2 separate regions of the Homo sapiens genome follow, and region 1 is linked to region 2. A link is a contact called in ENCODE Hi-C or POLR2A ChIA-PET data. All regions are on one chromosome and are shown on one strand. Each heading gives the region's core, a stretch centred on a gene start or an enhancer-like site at or near the end of the contact. The rest is flanking DNA. Distances are from core to core; before and after follow the strand shown.

Region 1 (7,921 bases), core at 620-3,119, 88 kb before region 2:
TATAATGTCTACATTTTCACAAATGGTACCCTCATAAAAAGCCATATTTCCCACCTGAACATAAGATCCACTGGGTTGGCCAGGCACGGTTGTTCATGCCTGTAATCCCAGCACTTTGGGAGGCCAAGGCGGGCAGATCATGAGGTCAGGAGATCGAAACCATCCTGGCCAACATGGTGAAACCTCCATCTCTACTAAAACTACAAAAATTAGCTGGGCATGGTGGCGCATGCCTGTAATCCCAGCTACTCAGGAGGCTGAGGCAGAAGAATCGCTTGAACCCGGGAGGCAGAGGTTGCAGTGAGCCGAGATAGTGCCACTACATTCCAGCCTGGCGACAGAGCTAGACTCTGTCTCAAAAAAAAAAAAAAATCCATCTGGTCAAGGAGTTTTTCCTTTTTGTTGCTGTTGTTGTTGTTCACTGCTGTGCCCAGTAGGTGCATAAAAAATATTTGTTGCCAGGTGCTGTGGTTTACATTTGTAATCCCAGCACTTGGGGAGGCCGAGGCAGGCGGATCACTTGAGGTCACGAGTTCGAGACCAGCCTGGCCAACATGGTGAAACCCTGTCTTTACTAAAAATACAAAAAAATCAGCCAGGCGTGGTGGCACGCGCCTGTATTTCCAGCTACTTGTGAAGCTGAGGCACAGGAATAGCTTGAACCTGGGAGGCAGAGGTTGCAGTGAGCTGAGATGGCACCACTGCACCCCAGCCTGGGAGATAAAGGAAGACTCTGTCTCAAACAAAAAAATTTTGTTGCTGGAATGAGGGGCTTTCCTATCCTGTTGTCGAACTGCTGGTTACACACACACACACACACACACACACACACACACACACACACATCATTCGATGAAGGTGTAGTGTCCATCATTTCCGCAGGCAGGCACACAGAAATGCCCAGGAATTAGTGAAAATTGGAAATCTGGATAGAAGACTGGGCCCGACGCTGGAAGGCAGGCACAAACTGGGCCCCGCCAGAGGGGACAGTGATCTACAGAGGCAGGAAAGAGTGTGGAGTGTCCCCAGTCCCCCAAGGGAAACAGGGCAGCACCTGAATTCTGGAGGTCCTATCAAGGGAGAGACTGGTCAGGCACAGTGGCTCACGCCTGTCATTCCAGCACTTTGGGAGGCTGAGGCAGTAGGATTGCTTGAATGCAGCAGTTCAAGACCAGCCTGGGCAACACAGCGAGACCCCATCTCTACAAAAAACTGCAAAAAATTAGCCAGGCATGATGGCGCACCTGTAGTCCCAGCTACTCTGGAGGCTGAGGCAGGAGGCTGAGGCTCCCGTGAGCTATGATTGAGCCACCACACTCTGGCCTGGATGACAGAGCAAGACCATGTCTCAAAAAAAGAAAAAAAAAAAGAGATCAATTTTGTCTTTGGGACAGGACATCGCACTTAGTAGGAATTTATTTGTTGGGTGGACACACAGTAGGCACTTAATGCCTATTTGCTGCGTTGACACCTAGTAGGTACTTCCAAGGCTCTTTGTTGAGTCAATAAATGTGACCTCGTGTTTTCTTCCAAGTCCAGGGTCCCAGGGGTAAGCCCAGAGGTAACCTGGGGTTGAAGACAGTTGTTTCAGGTTGAGGCCACCTGGCCAGGAGTACTGTGACGTCACCAGGCTGCGTGACGTTTCGCGCCGGCCGGTTCTCACGGGTGGGGGCTGGGAGGGGCAGAGTGAGAGATCGGGTGGGGGGGGCGGACAAAGGGCCCTCCGTGCAGCTCCTGTCGGCCCCCGCGTGCGCCCCGGCCAGCCGGCCGGTCACATCTGGAATTCATTGCAGCCGCCGCCGGAAAGGGGAGGAGAGGAGGGCGGGGCGAGCGGGGGGCAGAGGCGGCGGCTCTCCGCCCCCCCCTCTGTCCCTCGTCCCAGCCCCGGGACTTAGCCGAGCCCGGCTGGCAACCCCAGCCCCAGCCGCGGCCGCCCTGGGGACGCAGACGCCAAGGCCCCTCCGGCCAGGGCCGGGAGCCGGGCCGGCCTAGCCAGGTGAGCGCGCGTGGCGACAAGGAGGCAGAAAAGGCGGGCCTGGTCCCCTGAGGTCTCGGGATCCGAGCTGAGGGGCCCCAATCGGGGGGCTGGGGCGCGCACGCGCCGCCTGGGTTCCTGCTGCACGGAGCGGGTGGTCACAGTGCGCCCTCTCCAAGAATCCGGGCGGCCCCCACTGCCTCGGCCGCGAACCCGCAGACTGTGCTCCCCGCCTTTCTCAGCGGCAGGAAGTTGGCGCCGGGGAGAAGGCTGAATCCGAGCGCTTTCGACTGGAGTCTTTGGGAGGCAGGACGCCGTGCTCGGGGACCGGGGTCTTGGGGAGTGTGTTTGGGGGGGGGCAACACCCCTCCTGGCTGACTCCGGCTGAGCGAGGGCAAAAGGATGTGCGCGCCGTGGAGCCTCCAAGCCAAGGGGCGGCACCCACGGGGAGGGCGGTCGGACGTCGGGCTTTCTGCCTCGGTTTCCCCAAGTTGTTTGCCTCCTCCGGTCCCCCGGCGGGGGGCGTGGCTTTGTTTTGTAAGGAAAGAGAAAGTGACTGCGTGGCTCAGACGCCTCCTCTTTCAACTCCGGCTCAGGGATGGGTCGTGGGTGAAGGCGCGCGTGGCGCGGACCTCGCGTGGCCCCGAGCCGGGCGGAGCGTCGGAACTCGCCCCCTTCTCAGGCACGGGTTGACTCACCCGGGGATTTCCACCCCCTCCTCTGTCTCTGTCCTTGTCAGATGCTCCGGGCCCCACGCGCTGAGCCCACAGTCCCCCTCGTGGGGCGACACGGCCAGGCGCGGAACTCGCGGTGCAGCTGCTGCTGCGATCTGGTCCCCCACCCCCAGTCTTCCCAGAATCTCGAGGCGGGACCCCTGGCGGGACGGAGAGGAATCCTTCCAGTGCCGCTTGGAGACGTGGGGGCCCCGCGCGTGTGGCGGTCTCGGGGGCGGGGGGGAGAGGAGGCGTGGCTCCCGCGCGAGCGAGCGTGGATACCGCGCATTCCTAAACCAGATAAGGAGGCCGAGAGTGCGGGCCAGCACGGGGTCGGGTCCTGCTGCCATCTCCATGGAGACACGCTGGGCTTTGCCTGGTTGATGGTGGGCGATGGGGGCGCTGCCCGCGGACCAGAGGTGTCTCCAGGCTCCTTTGTTGCTGTTTGGGTCTGGGCTGAGCTTAGGAGTTTCCACCCTTGGGAACCCACTAGGGTCTCCTTTGTTCATTGGTTCATTCATTCATTCATTCATTTGCCCATTCCACACGTTTTCTGAGTGTTTTATTTGTGCCAGGCATCCCTGTAGGGGCTGATAACTGACTTGCTCCCTGGCCTTAGGCATTGACTGTCTAGGTGGAAGCCAGACAGAAAAGGAAAGATATCATGATAGTTTCCCATAGTGGCAAGCGCTGTGCAGATAATAAAACGAGATTCTGTGATTAGAAAAGGCTTGGAGATGGCTGCTATTGTAGACTGGGGGTCAGGGGAGTCCCCTCTGAGGAAGTGACCTTTAAATAGAAAGGTCACTTTCTATAAGGTAGGGTGGCTACCACGGGCTCCATGGGTGACCAGGGGGAACTGTAACCACAGGGCCTGCCTTTCTGAAAGATGGGGAGACAGTCATTCAAAGATTTGAGGAAAGGCCAGGCGTGGTGGCTCACGCCTGTAATCCCAGCACTTTCCTAGGCTTAGGCAGGTGAATCACCTGAAGTCAGGAGTTCCAGACCAGCCTGGCCAACATGGTGAAACCCCATCTCTACTAAAAATACAAAAATTAGCCAGGTGTGGTGGTAGGCACCTATAATCCCAGCTACTCAGGAGGCTGAGGCAGGAGAATCGCTTGAACTCAGGAGGCAGAGGTTGTGGTGAGCCGAGATCACACCACTGCACTCTAGCCTGGGCAACAGAGTGAGACTCTGTCTCAAAAAAAAAAAATTTTTTTTTTGAGAAAAAGAGTGTGCCCCAAGAAGAACAGCAGGGGTAAAGGCTTGGAGGTAGGGGTAGGGGTAGCATGGAGGAGGTTTAGTGTGGTTGGAGTGGAATGGCCCTGGGGGAAGAGTGGGAGGAGGCTTCATCGGCAGGGGCCATCCTACTTGGGCTATAGGGAGCCATGGAAGAATTTGGAGTTGGGGAGTGACATGGAGTTACAAGTTTAAAAGCTCCCCCTGGCTGCTTGGTAGAGAATGGCAGGGTAGGGGGTCCTGACAACCACAGAGAAACCAAAAGGTAGGGTGGCTACCACGGGCTCCATGGGTGACCAGGGGGAACTGTAACCACAGGGCCTGCCTTTCTGGAACTGGGAGTGGGTGGAGAGGACCTTGGAAGCCACTGAGGCTTCCTCCATCCTTCCCCTCTCCTAATCTCCAGACAAACAGTCGTCTGAGTCTATCTCTCTTCCCTTCCTTCCAAACCCCATCACTTGTCCCTCCTGTTCCATTTCAGGCCTGGACATTCTATGTGAGCCCAGTGGCCTCTTTCTGAGCTTCTGAGAGGGAGTCAGGGCAGACTTGGTGAAGGTGACCGGGAGACAGGCTCTGTGTCCTTCTCAAAACCTGGTAACCTTACACAGGGAGGGGACATGGGCTAGGCCACGCCATCCACCTAGGGGGTGACTCTTCTGCCAGCTCCAACCTCAGTGCCCTGCTTCCTCTTTCTGGGAGGCGTCAACCGCCCAAGTGCTTGCCTCAGTAAAGTCCTAGTGGTTAAGATGAGTCTTGGATAGAATGTGGGCCTCAGTTTCCCCTTCTCTAGGAGAGCTGCTTCTCCCTCTGTGAATGCCTTAGCCTCCCCGGGCTGCAGAAGGTGAGAGTGCAGCACCCCCAGTCTTCCTCTCAGGGAAAAAGACAGACTGCTTAGTTAGTCCCTGGGGTGCAAGGGCTGAACACATTTCATTTTGTTTTGTTTTGTTTTGTTTTGTTTTGAGACAGTCTCGCTCTGTCACCCAGGCTGGAGTGCAATGGCTGCGATCTTGGCTCACTGCAACCTCTGCCTCCCGGGTTCAAGCGATTCTCCTGCTTCAGTCTCCCAAGTAGCTGGGATCACAGGCGCACACCACCATGCCCGGCTAATTTTTTTTTTTTTTTTTTTTTTTTGAGTAGAGGGGGGTTTTACCATGTTGGCCAGGCTGGTCTTGAACTCATGATCTCAGGTGATAGGCCCGCCTCGGCTTCCCAGAGTGCTGGGATTACAGGCATGAGCCACTGCGCCCGGCCTAAACACATTTCTTATTTATCCAGGAAGCCACAGCAAATCTCTTGGTGAGCAGCAGAGGGGGCGGCTGCACTGCACAGCGTGCTCCCCAGGCCTGGAAAGGGACCTTGATTCTCACTTATGAACCCCAGGAGGGGCCCAGCAGGCCAGGGCAGCCTGGGGGTGTCTGGTCGGGGTGACCCAGAGGTCAGGCTGCGGTTCAAACTCCCCCTAGGGACGTCCACATAGCATTAACTCTATCCTCAGAAAGCCTGAGCTCCCGTCGCCTATAAAGGACCCCATCGGTAGGGCTGGCCGTAGAGCGCCCCCAACTGGACCAATCAGAGGCAGAAGATGGAAAGCCCGGGCCAATAGGCAAATTGCTCAGTGCCCTTGGATTGAAAATGAGCCAATCAGAGCATGGGCTGTTTCCGGCCCATCAGCTGTGTCTGATCCAGCCGCAGCCTGGGCCCAAGCCTGCCTGGGACTGGCTGCAGCGTGCAGAGGGCATCAAGATGCCCGGGGCTGCGTCCAGCAAGGGAACAAGGGGCCTCTGTGTGGCTATCTGGGAGGGGCAGCAGTCCCCGGGGACGTGCACAAGCCCTTGTCTGTTCCCAAACTAGGACGGATGTCCCTCCGCCCTGGGGGAGCAGCTGCCTCTATCCAGCCAGGGGCCAGGATGCCCCTTGGAGGGGGCGGCCAGGGACTGAGATGGCTGGGTGACTCCGGAAACCTCCATCACTCCTGGGCTCAGGAGAACTGGCCTAACCAGACTTTTCTGGAACGGTGCACACAGTCCTTGCCAGACGTGTTTCTAGGGACCTGAGGAGGACTCCCCCTACTCTCCCCCCTCCCTCCCATTTAGCTAAGGCTGGAACTTCCTCTCCCTTCATGAAAGGCATACACTGCACTGGCGCCTCTGACAACCCCTAACCCTACCCCCAAGCTGGGGGAAGGCCATGGTGTCTGCCTCTCATCCTCTCTGCCGAGGAGCGCCTCTCCCCGCCCCCTCCCACCACGGCTCAGTTTTCCTTGGTGGGTGGCGATGGGGGGGGATGGGAGGGGGTAGAGGGAGGGATGGAAGAGGGTGGAGGGGAGGGATGGGAGGGGGTTGGGGGGGTGACTCAGGTTTTCATGGAACAAATGCCTTACCCCCTCCCGGCGGGGCTGCACACCCCTTCACGGCTCACATGACTTCAGCAAAGCTGCCCCATCCTCCCAGCCAGGACCTCCCAGATGGGGTCTCTCCCATCCTGACTCCCCCTACATCCCGCCTTCCTCACACCGGATGTGACTGCAGAGTGAGGACTCCACCCTGTTTGTTCCAGGGGCCTCACATCTGGATTTCATCCTGGCTGGGGAGGGGGTGCCAGCGCCCTGCCCATCCCGGCAGGACCTTCTGTCCCAGGGCAGAGCTAGATGGTGCTGATGAGAACAGGCTGTTGGAGATCTCGTCTGGTTGGCTTACATCCCTTCCCTTCCCAAAGGACTGGAGGAAAGAGGGGAGCTAATAACATTTGGCAGTATTTGTTGAGTGCTTACTATGAGCTAAACGTGCCTCATGCGTCATTTAAAAGGATTTTCCCATCACCCCCATGAAGTGGGCTTTCTTCTCTCTATTGCACAGATAAGGAGGTTCAGGCTGAGACAGCGTCTAGGGACTTGCCCAGTGTTTCAGAGGTGGAATGGGAGCAAATTCTGGATTGCCTTCAAGGTCTGTGTCCTTGAAGATGGTGTGACCTCTGGGATGTTTGAATCTCAGGGCCGCCCTGGTGTCTCCCCAAGACCTTATCTTGGGAGCACCCGTGGCCTCAAGGCTTAGACCCAGCCTGAAATCCAGCGTTAGTGGGTGGTAATGAATGAGCAGGGCACGGAGCTATCAGTGGTGAGACTCTCCCTGACCCAGGTCAGCATGAGGGCGCAGGCGCCTGTGTGTTCCAGAAAAGAGACAAACCCTCCAGGACCTGCCTAGGGCTTGCTCTCTGGGTAGGTGGGCAAGGTTTCTGGAAGTCCACATTATATTTTTCATGCCATTTGGGGGAGCTTCTTTCCCTTTGAAAGCGTGTAGCTACTCAGGAGACTGAGGCAGGAGGATCACTTGAGCCCAGGAGTAGAGACAACTGTGAGCTATGATCATGCCACTGCACTCCAGCCTGGGTGACAGAGCAAGACCCTATCTCTAGAAAATAATAATGAAAATTAAAAGAGGCAAGATGTCATGGTTCATACCTGTAATCTCATTGCTTTGAGAGGCCGAGGAGAATTGCTTGAAGCCAGGAGTTCAGGACCAGCCTGGACAACACAGTGAGACCCAATCTCTAAAAAACAAAAAAACTAGCCAGGCGGCTGGGCCCGGTGGCTCACACTGGTAATCCCAGCGCTTTGAGAGGCCGAGGCAGGCGGATCATGAGGTCAGAAGTTCGAGACCATGCTGGCCAACATGGTGAAACCCTGTCTCTACTAAAAATAAAAAAAAAATTAGCTGGGCCTGGTGGCAGGTGCCCGTAATCCCAGCTACTCAGGAAGCTGAGGCAGGAGAATCACTTGAACCCAGGAGGAGGAGGTTGCAGTGAGCCAAGACCGTGCCGCAGCACTCCAGCCTTGGCAACAGAGGGAGACTCCATCTCAAAAAAAAAAAAAAAAAAAAAAAATTAGCCAGGCGTGGTGGCATGTGCTTGTAGCTGAAGCTGAGGTGGGAGGCTGAGGTGGGAGGATCACTTGAGCCCAGGAGTTCAAGGCTGCAGGGAGCTATGATTGCGCCAC
Region 2 (7,341 bases), core at 449-2,948:
CATTCCCCAGGCAGTGACATCCTCTTTGGTCACTTCTGCCCACGTCACATGCCAGGAAACACAAGATGCCAAGTAGTCGGGAGGCAGGAGCCTGGGGTATTTGAGCAGTGTCAGCCACCACCGTAGCCAGTAATGCGCAGAGGGTGAATGCGTGCTTCAAACTGTGAGACTAAATCTGCAGCTAAATCTTTTTTTTTTTTTTCTGTGAGATGGAGTCTTGCTCTGTCACACAGGCTGGAGTGCAGTGGCACAATCTCAGCTCACTGCAACCTCTGCCTCCTGGGTTCAAGCAATTCTCCTGCCTCAGCCTCCCAAGTAGCTGGAATTATAGGCATGTACCACCACACCCGGCTAATTTTTGTATTTTTAGTAGAGACAGGGTTTTACCGTGTTGGCCAGGGTGGTCTCGAACTTCTGACCTTGTGGTCCACCTGCCTTGGTCTCCCAAAGTGCTGGGATTACAGGCGTGAGCCACAATGCCCAGCCTAAATCATTTCTTAGGGTACACACCTACCTTAATTCATCAGGTGCTTGACTTTAAATGGTTATTTTCACTGGTCAGTCATGCCTGACTGACCACTGCAAGGTGGAAGGTTCATTGATGTCAAGTGGGTGCTTCTCTGCAGCATCAAGCTGTCCAGTCCCGTGAAACGCCCACGGAAGGAGCCCGTGGATGAGGACCTGTACCCAGAGCACTACCGGAAATACTCCGACTACATCAAAGGCAGCAACCTGGATGCCCCTGAGCCCTACCGAATTGGCCGGATCAAAGAGATCTTCTGTCCCAAGAAGAGCAACGGCAGGCCCAATGAGACTGACATCAAAATCCGGGTCAACAAGTTCTACAGGTCAGCAGAGGCCTCTGTTCTTCCACGAGGCCACAGACTCTTCTAGAAGGCTCTGCCTGAAACAAGGTTGTGGCATAGCACCCACAGTTGTTCTAAGAGTTAGGTTGAAGTAGCTGTTTTTCCAAGTGTTTCTGATTATCGGTGGGCACTGATAATGACTAGAATTCTAGTTCCCAGCCCTCACTTTTAGGTCCTTATTTTAATGTTGCAGAGCCCTTTTTCCAAAAGAAATCCTTAAGCTGGCTGGGCACTGTAGCTCACGCCTCTAATCCTAGCACTTTGGGAGGCTGAGGCAGGAAGATCACTTGAGTCTAGGAGTTCAAGACCAGCTTGAGGAAACGTAGTGAGACCCCGGCCCTACCAAAAAAAAAAAAAAAAAAAGACTAGCTGGGCGTGGTGGCACACGCCTGTAATCCCAGCTACTTGGGAGGCTGAGGCTGAAGGGATCACTGAAACCCAGGAATTTGAGGCTGTAGTGAGCCATGATCCCACCACTGCACTCCGGCCTGGGTGACAGCCAGACCCCGTCTCAAAAGAAAAAACGGGTAGAGTGCCTGGGCACCCCCAGAGAACCTCCCAAGCTCCATCTATGACTGTCCAGGTTCTGTCCCGCTGTCCCCACCTCTTCCCAGGTCCTCCTTTCTGTCTCTGGGATTTTTTCTCTTTCCTAAGCTTTTGGCCTATTACGTTTTCTTTTTCTAAGACCCGAGTAACTTGCGGTGATTAGGCATTAACCTGAAACTAGCCTGTACAGGAAGCTATACACTTGCCTCACCTCTTAGCTAACATAGATCAAAGATTTCCTGAAGCCTTTGTAATAACAGGAAATAAAACAAGGGCTGTGAGTGGTACAGGTGAGAGAAACACACTCGAGAGGCTGCTACCGGCAGGCGGACACAGCAGGGCAGGGCCAGGCGTGCAGAGCAAGCAGCCAAGCTGACCTAATGGTTGGGGGGTCTCTACCCTGTGGTTCCCTAATTGGGGGCGAATCTACCTTGCAGTTCCCTCATTTGGGGAGGGGTTATCTTTACCTGCGGTTCCCTAAGTAGGGGGGTCTTTACCCTATGACTCCCTAACTGGGGAGGTCTTTACCCTGCGGTTCCATAACTGGGGGGTCTTTACCCTGCGGTTCCCAACTGGGTCGGGGGTCATTACCTGGCGGTTCCCTAATTGTGGGGGAATCTACCTTGCAGTTCCCTAATGTGAGGAGGGGATATCTTTACCCTGTGATTCCCTTACTGGGAGGGGTCTTTACCCTGCGATTCCCTAACTTGGGGGATCTTTACCCTGTGGTTCCCTAACTAGGGGGGGTCTTTACCCTGCAGTTCCCTAAATGGGGGGGAGTCTACCTTGCAGTTCCCCAGTGTGGGGAGGAGATATCTTTACCCTGCAGTTCCCTAACTGAGGGGGTCTTTACCCTGCGGTTCTCGAACTAGGGGGTCTTTACCCTGCAGTTCCCTGAGCACCCCAGGAACATGGTACTGTTTAATTCAGCATAAGCTCACCACAAAGGAGAGCTCCTAACGAGGCCTCTCCCGCTCGCAGGCCTGAGAACACCCACAAGTCCACTCCAGCGAGCTACCACGCAGACATCAACCTGCTCTACTGGAGCGACGAGGAGGCCGTGGTGGACTTCAAGGCTGTGCAGGGCCGCTGCACCGTGGAGTATGGGGAGGACCTGCCCGAGTGCGTCCAGGTGTACTCCATGGGCGGCCCCAACCGCTTCTACTTCCTCGAGGTGGTGCCCCTGCTTGCTAGAGGGAAGGCTTCGGGGTCAAAGTTGGCCAGAAGGAGTCTGATGTCGGGTTATACACAAGGCGGCTTGGCTGCAGGGTTTCAGCTTTTGTAAGAAGTGGGTGGTTGGCTGACGTGAAGCTGTTCTGCAGGAGCTTTACGGGGGTCTGAGCAGGGTTCTCCAGAGCACAAGTTGTATGAGATTCAAGTGGTCCCGGAGTTTAACACTCCTGGTTTTTAAAAAGTACGTCATTAGAGAACCTAACGTTTTAGTGTCTTGGTGCAACTGAACGTTGAGGACCATGAGGCAGCTTCCACCAGCCTGACTGGTGTCTTAGTATGAGTTGGAGAAGGTGCCCCTGCTCCTGGGTCCCTTGGGCCAGGCGCCTACGTCCAGGCCCAGCCCACATGCCTGTGCGGGTGGCCCTCGTTATGGAGAGGGCCCACGAGTCAGCTGATCAAGCTCATGACTTGTAAATTGTTGGGGCTTGGCCTTTCCGTGTTGTTACCTTAAAACGATACATCCACGTTCTCCCAGGCATGGATGAGGTAGCCCAATTGGACAGCAGATTCTGCATAGCACTTTTTCCTGTTCTAGAAGGTACTCTCAAGTGCTTGTAATAGGCATTTCAGTGTCAGCCAGATCAAATGTTAGTATTAATAAAATGGATTGTTTTAAGTTTCTATTGTAGCAAAGTCAAACTACTCTTATTGGTGGCTAATTGGTCATGGCCCCACTGAGGGAGAAATTAAGTGACTATCAAATTGCCTTCTTACTAGTCTGCGTTAGAGAGGGGACAGTGCGTTTCTCTCCCAAACGATTGCAGTTCTCTCCTTTTCAGGCCTATAATGCAAAGAGCAAAAGCTTTGAAGATCCTCCCAACCATGCCCGTAGCCCTGGAAACAAAGGGAAGGGCAAGGGAAAAGGTACGTCATTGTATGAGTTTCTTTTCAAGTTATTCTTCTGTAACTTGGAGGCTGCCTGTGAATCCCTCAGTGTAAAACCACCTCTGGTGTTACTGACTCTGGGACAGCGAGGCCGCCTGAGTTAACAAGGCGCTTGAGAGCAAGGTGGACTTGGACTCTGAGGATCGGGTTTAGCCTCTGGCCTCTCTCCCCCAGGGAAGGGCAAGCCCAAGTCCCAAGCCTGTGAGCCGAGCGAGCCAGAGATAGAGATCAAGCTGCCCAAGCTGCGGACCCTGGATGTGTTTTCTGGCTGCGGGGGGTTGTCGGAGGGATTCCACCAAGCAGGTGAGCGCCCGTAGGCTCCATCTCTGAATACCTGGTGAGCCCAGACCGGGCAGGTGCTACCTGAAACGACTTCCAACCCCGGTCACCTTCCTGACTCAAGAATCTCCTTCCGAGGCCAGGCACGGTGGCGCACGCCTGTAATCCCAGCACTTTGGGAGGCCGAGGTGGGTGGATCATGAGGTCAGGAGTTTGAGACCATCCTGGCCAACATGGTGAAACCCCGTCTCTAATAAGAATACAAAAATTAGCTGGGCGTGGTGGTGTGTGCCTGTAGTCCCAGCTACTCAGGAGGCTGAGGTGGGAGAATCGCTTGAACCTGGGAGGCAGAGCTTGCAGTGAGCCAAGATCACACCACTGCACTCCAGCCTGGGTGACAGAGCGAGACTCCATCTCAAAAAAAAAAAAAAATCTTCTGGAGAGTTGAAAGCATGGCTTCGTGCTTGATCTGCCAGGCATCTCTGACACGCTGTGGGCCATCGAGATGTGGGACCCTGCGGCCCAGGCGTTCCGGCTGAACAACCCCGGCTCCACAGTGTTCACAGAGGACTGCAACATCCTGCTGAAGCTGGTCATGGCTGGGGAGACCACCAACTCCCGCGGCCAGCGGCTGCCCCAGAAGGGAGACGTGGAGATGCTGTGCGGCGGGCCGCCCTGCCAGGGCTTCAGCGGCATGAACCGCTTCAATTCGCGCACCTACTCCAAGTTCAAAAACTCTCTGGTGGTTTCCTTCCTCAGGTAAACGGGTAGAAGCCCCCCAGTGTTGCCAGACGGCCCGGGGCTGTGCCGCATGTCAGCAGTGGTCATTTTCGCCCTGCACTGAGGCCTCTGCCCCCCGGAAGCTCACAGCTCAGCTCTCACCAGGGAGAGACTTTGATAACATTCGTGAGGGGCTTCCGGCACAGTGGGTCGTTTCTTCCCTCTGTCTGTGGAGGTGACTCCTGCAGTCTCTCCTGCCCCCTACAGCTACTGCGACTACTACCGGCCCCGGTTCTTCCTCCTGGAGAATGTCAGGAACTTTGTCTCCTTCAAGCGCTCCATGGTCCTGAAGCTCACCCTCCGCTGCCTGGTCCGCATGGGCTATCAGTGCACCTTCGGCGTGCTGCAGGTGGGCCCTGGGGCTGGGGCGGGCAGACAGATGTGGCCAGCACGTGACCCGGCCAGCAGCCAGCCATCCCTTACTGAAGGCAGGGTTCAATGGCATAGGCCTGCCATCCAGGCAGCAGAGGCTGGCATGGTGCTCTGTCCCACTGGCGGAGTCAGGGGAGATGCGTGCTCAGCCGGCCCCCAGCAAGTCCACCGCTAGTGTCTCTTGAGCTGTGTTCTCGAACATGCCTGGGAGGGCTGGCTACAATGGGCTTCTCGCCATGCAGCTCCTGGCTCCTTTCCCTCGATGGGGAAGGGTGAGCAGCCCACCATGGAGCACTGTGGAATGGCTGAGTCTGCACAGAGCGGGAGGGGAAGTGAGGTGCGCAGAGCCATGTGTAGGCGGCAGCTGTTCGATTGGTTTAAAAGACAGTTTTGCTCTGGGTAACTGCGCACACAAACCCCCACAGATGGCCGAGGGTTGCACTCCAGGTGGCTGTGTCTGCAGGGACAGGGATGGACATAGTCTGTGGGGCCCAGGCCTTATCTGAAAAGCATCCCCCATCCTCTCTGTATCAGCTCAGCAATTGAGGGCATAATTAAAAATGAAACAGCTATCCAGATGCTAGCACAGGATGTCTGCCTAAGTGGGCAAGCACTTGGCTACCCGGTCCCCTAGCTCAGCCTCAGGGCGACTCAGGCTCACCAGACAAGACTTGTTGCAGCCACGTTCTCTGTCCTTGTGACCACAGCCATCAGGGAAGCGACAGGGCTCCTGGTCTCCAGTGTTCTCCCCGAGTGCTAAGACCTTGGGGCCCTTGCAGTGCTTTCAGAGCTGGCCGGACTTCCCCGCAGGGTTTGCTCCCACCTTCCCCAGTGGCTGTCCCCTGGGCTCAGCTGCTTTTGTTCTTTATCTGCTCCAAACTCCTCTGACCAGGAGCACGCCTGCTGAGGTAACTGGGGATTTCTGCAAGTGCACTCCGCATTGGCCAGCCACTCCCGACTCAGGCTGCTGACCCTGGGCCTGGGTCTGGCCAGTCCAGTTGGGAGTGTCCCACTGACGGTGGGGTTGTCCGTCCTTCTCCCCCACAGGCCGGTCAGTACGGCGTGGCCCAGACTAGGAGGCGGGCCATCATCCTGGCCGCGGCCCCTGGAGAGAAGCTCCCTCTGTTCCCGGAGCCACTGCACGTGTTTGCTCCCCGGGCCTGCCAGCTGAGCGTGGTGGTGGATGACAAGAAGTTTGTGAGCAACATAACCAGGTAGGTGGCCCCCGTCGCTCCTCCACACACTGCCGAGCAGGCCTCAGTAGCTCATGGGGCCCGTGAGTACTCCCTGGTGAGGCTTGGGGAGGAGAGGATGGTACAGCATCTGCCCTGCCACACGGTGCTCTGCCACATGGCACTCTGCCACCTGTGGTCTCCAGTTCTGACCCTGCATCATCTGCTTCCCTAGTAGATAGCATGTGCAGAGCGGCCAGCCGCATGCTTGGCTGTGGTCATCCACAAAGCCCACGCCATAGCCCCATCCCCCCTTCCAGATGGCATCCAGGCACACTGCCACCCATGTGACCTCGGGCAGTGCTGTGATCTCGGGAGAAGGCCATCTGAGCAGGCAGGGGGTGGCACCTGTGATGAGGGGACAGCTGCTGCGTGCATCTCCAGAGGTGTTGACCTCCTCCTCTGTTGCAGGTTGAGCTCGGGTCCTTTCCGGACCATCACGGTGCGAGACACGATGTCCGACCTGCCGGAGGTGCGGAATGGAGCCTCGGCACTGGAGATCTCCTACAACGGGGAGCCTCAGTCCTGGTTCCAGAGGCAGCTCCGGGGCGCACAGTACCAGCCCATCCTCAGGGACCACATCTGTAAGGTAATGGCACCCTGACAGAGCGGCTCCTCCTCGAGGCCCAGCCCAGCAGCCTCGTGGGAACAGTCAGCCTGCCCAAGACTCAGGGGAGACATGGAATCTGATCCCAGGCTCCTCCTCCCGAGTCCTCAGCCTTTGTGTGACCCCTGGTCTCTCTTGCATGGTCATGGGAAGTGTCAGAGCTCCCGCAGTCCTGGACTTGGTCTGGAATGGTGTCAAGCCACTGCCCACCCACCACTGCCTTCCCCCTTGCTGCCTCTCCCCGCATGTTTTCCCAGGATGCCAAGACCAGCCCTTTCACCATCCCCTGGCACCACTCCCCTTCCCCCACCCTAAAGGCTCAGCTTAGATTCCCACGCTCTCCTACACCTGCGCTGCCTCAGGTCCCTGCCGTGGCCTCGAGCCAAGTGCGATATCCCTGACTGTCTCTTTCCCGATGGGCGTGAGCCCCAGGGGGCTTCCTGGTCACCATGGTGTTCCCAGCTCCCAGCCCACCATGGATGCTCGGATGCTGCTCACATGAGGTGACAGCTGGGCCCCCCACACTCTTTCAGGACATGAG

The links. A loop is a pair of places that touch in the nucleus more often than their neighbours do. ChIA-PET counts read pairs that join two places held with the same protein, here RNA polymerase II (POLR2A). Pooled maps may share reads with other maps.
Region 1: a map of CD4-positive, alpha-beta memory T cell shows a loop between it and region 2 (3-fold over the local background). The contact joins the promoter of S1PR2 here to the enhancer-like site in region 2. A Hi-C loop is called at or near these places in 2 of 168 maps with a recorded cell type or tissue (CD4-positive, alpha-beta memory T cell and naive thymus-derived CD4-positive, alpha-beta T cell) and 4 of 50 pooled maps. POLR2A ChIA-PET finds 5 or more read pairs at or near these places in 12 of 52 experiments (CD4-positive, alpha-beta T cell, CD4-positive, alpha-beta memory T cell, CD8-positive, alpha-beta memory T cell and 9 more).

What each region holds. Positions count from the first base shown.
Region 1 is chr19:10,225,279-10,233,199 of GRCh38, reverse strand. It overlaps S1PR2 (sphingosine-1-phosphate receptor 2), which reads left to right and starts at 1,869. Exons shown (of 2, transcript NM_004230.4): 1 at 1,869-1,996. MIR4322 (microRNA 4322) reads right to left here and starts at 2,787; the gene lies at 2,715-2,787. RefSeq lists enhancers at 1,315-1,364, 2,511-3,225, 3,165-3,244, 3,325-3,374 and silencers at 1,565-2,224, 2,935-2,984.
Region 2 is chr19:10,137,273-10,144,613 of GRCh38, reverse strand. DNMT1 (DNA methyltransferase 1) reads left to right here. Exons shown (of 41, transcript NM_001130823.3): 29 at 627-848; 30 at 2,394-2,586; 31 at 3,425-3,509; 32 at 3,705-3,833; 33 at 4,286-4,568; 34 at 4,797-4,938; 35 at 6,009-6,175; 36 at 6,605-6,782; 37 at 7,334-7,341. Among named protein-coding and RNA genes, the nearest start is that of EIF3G, 21 kb to the right of the region's middle. Within about 2 kb of position 1,698, at least 6 of the 41 ENCODE cell types and tissues checked have a DNase peak (open chromatin) inside an H3K27ac peak, as active enhancers do; they include CD4-positive, alpha-beta T cell, where a contact is called at or near this core.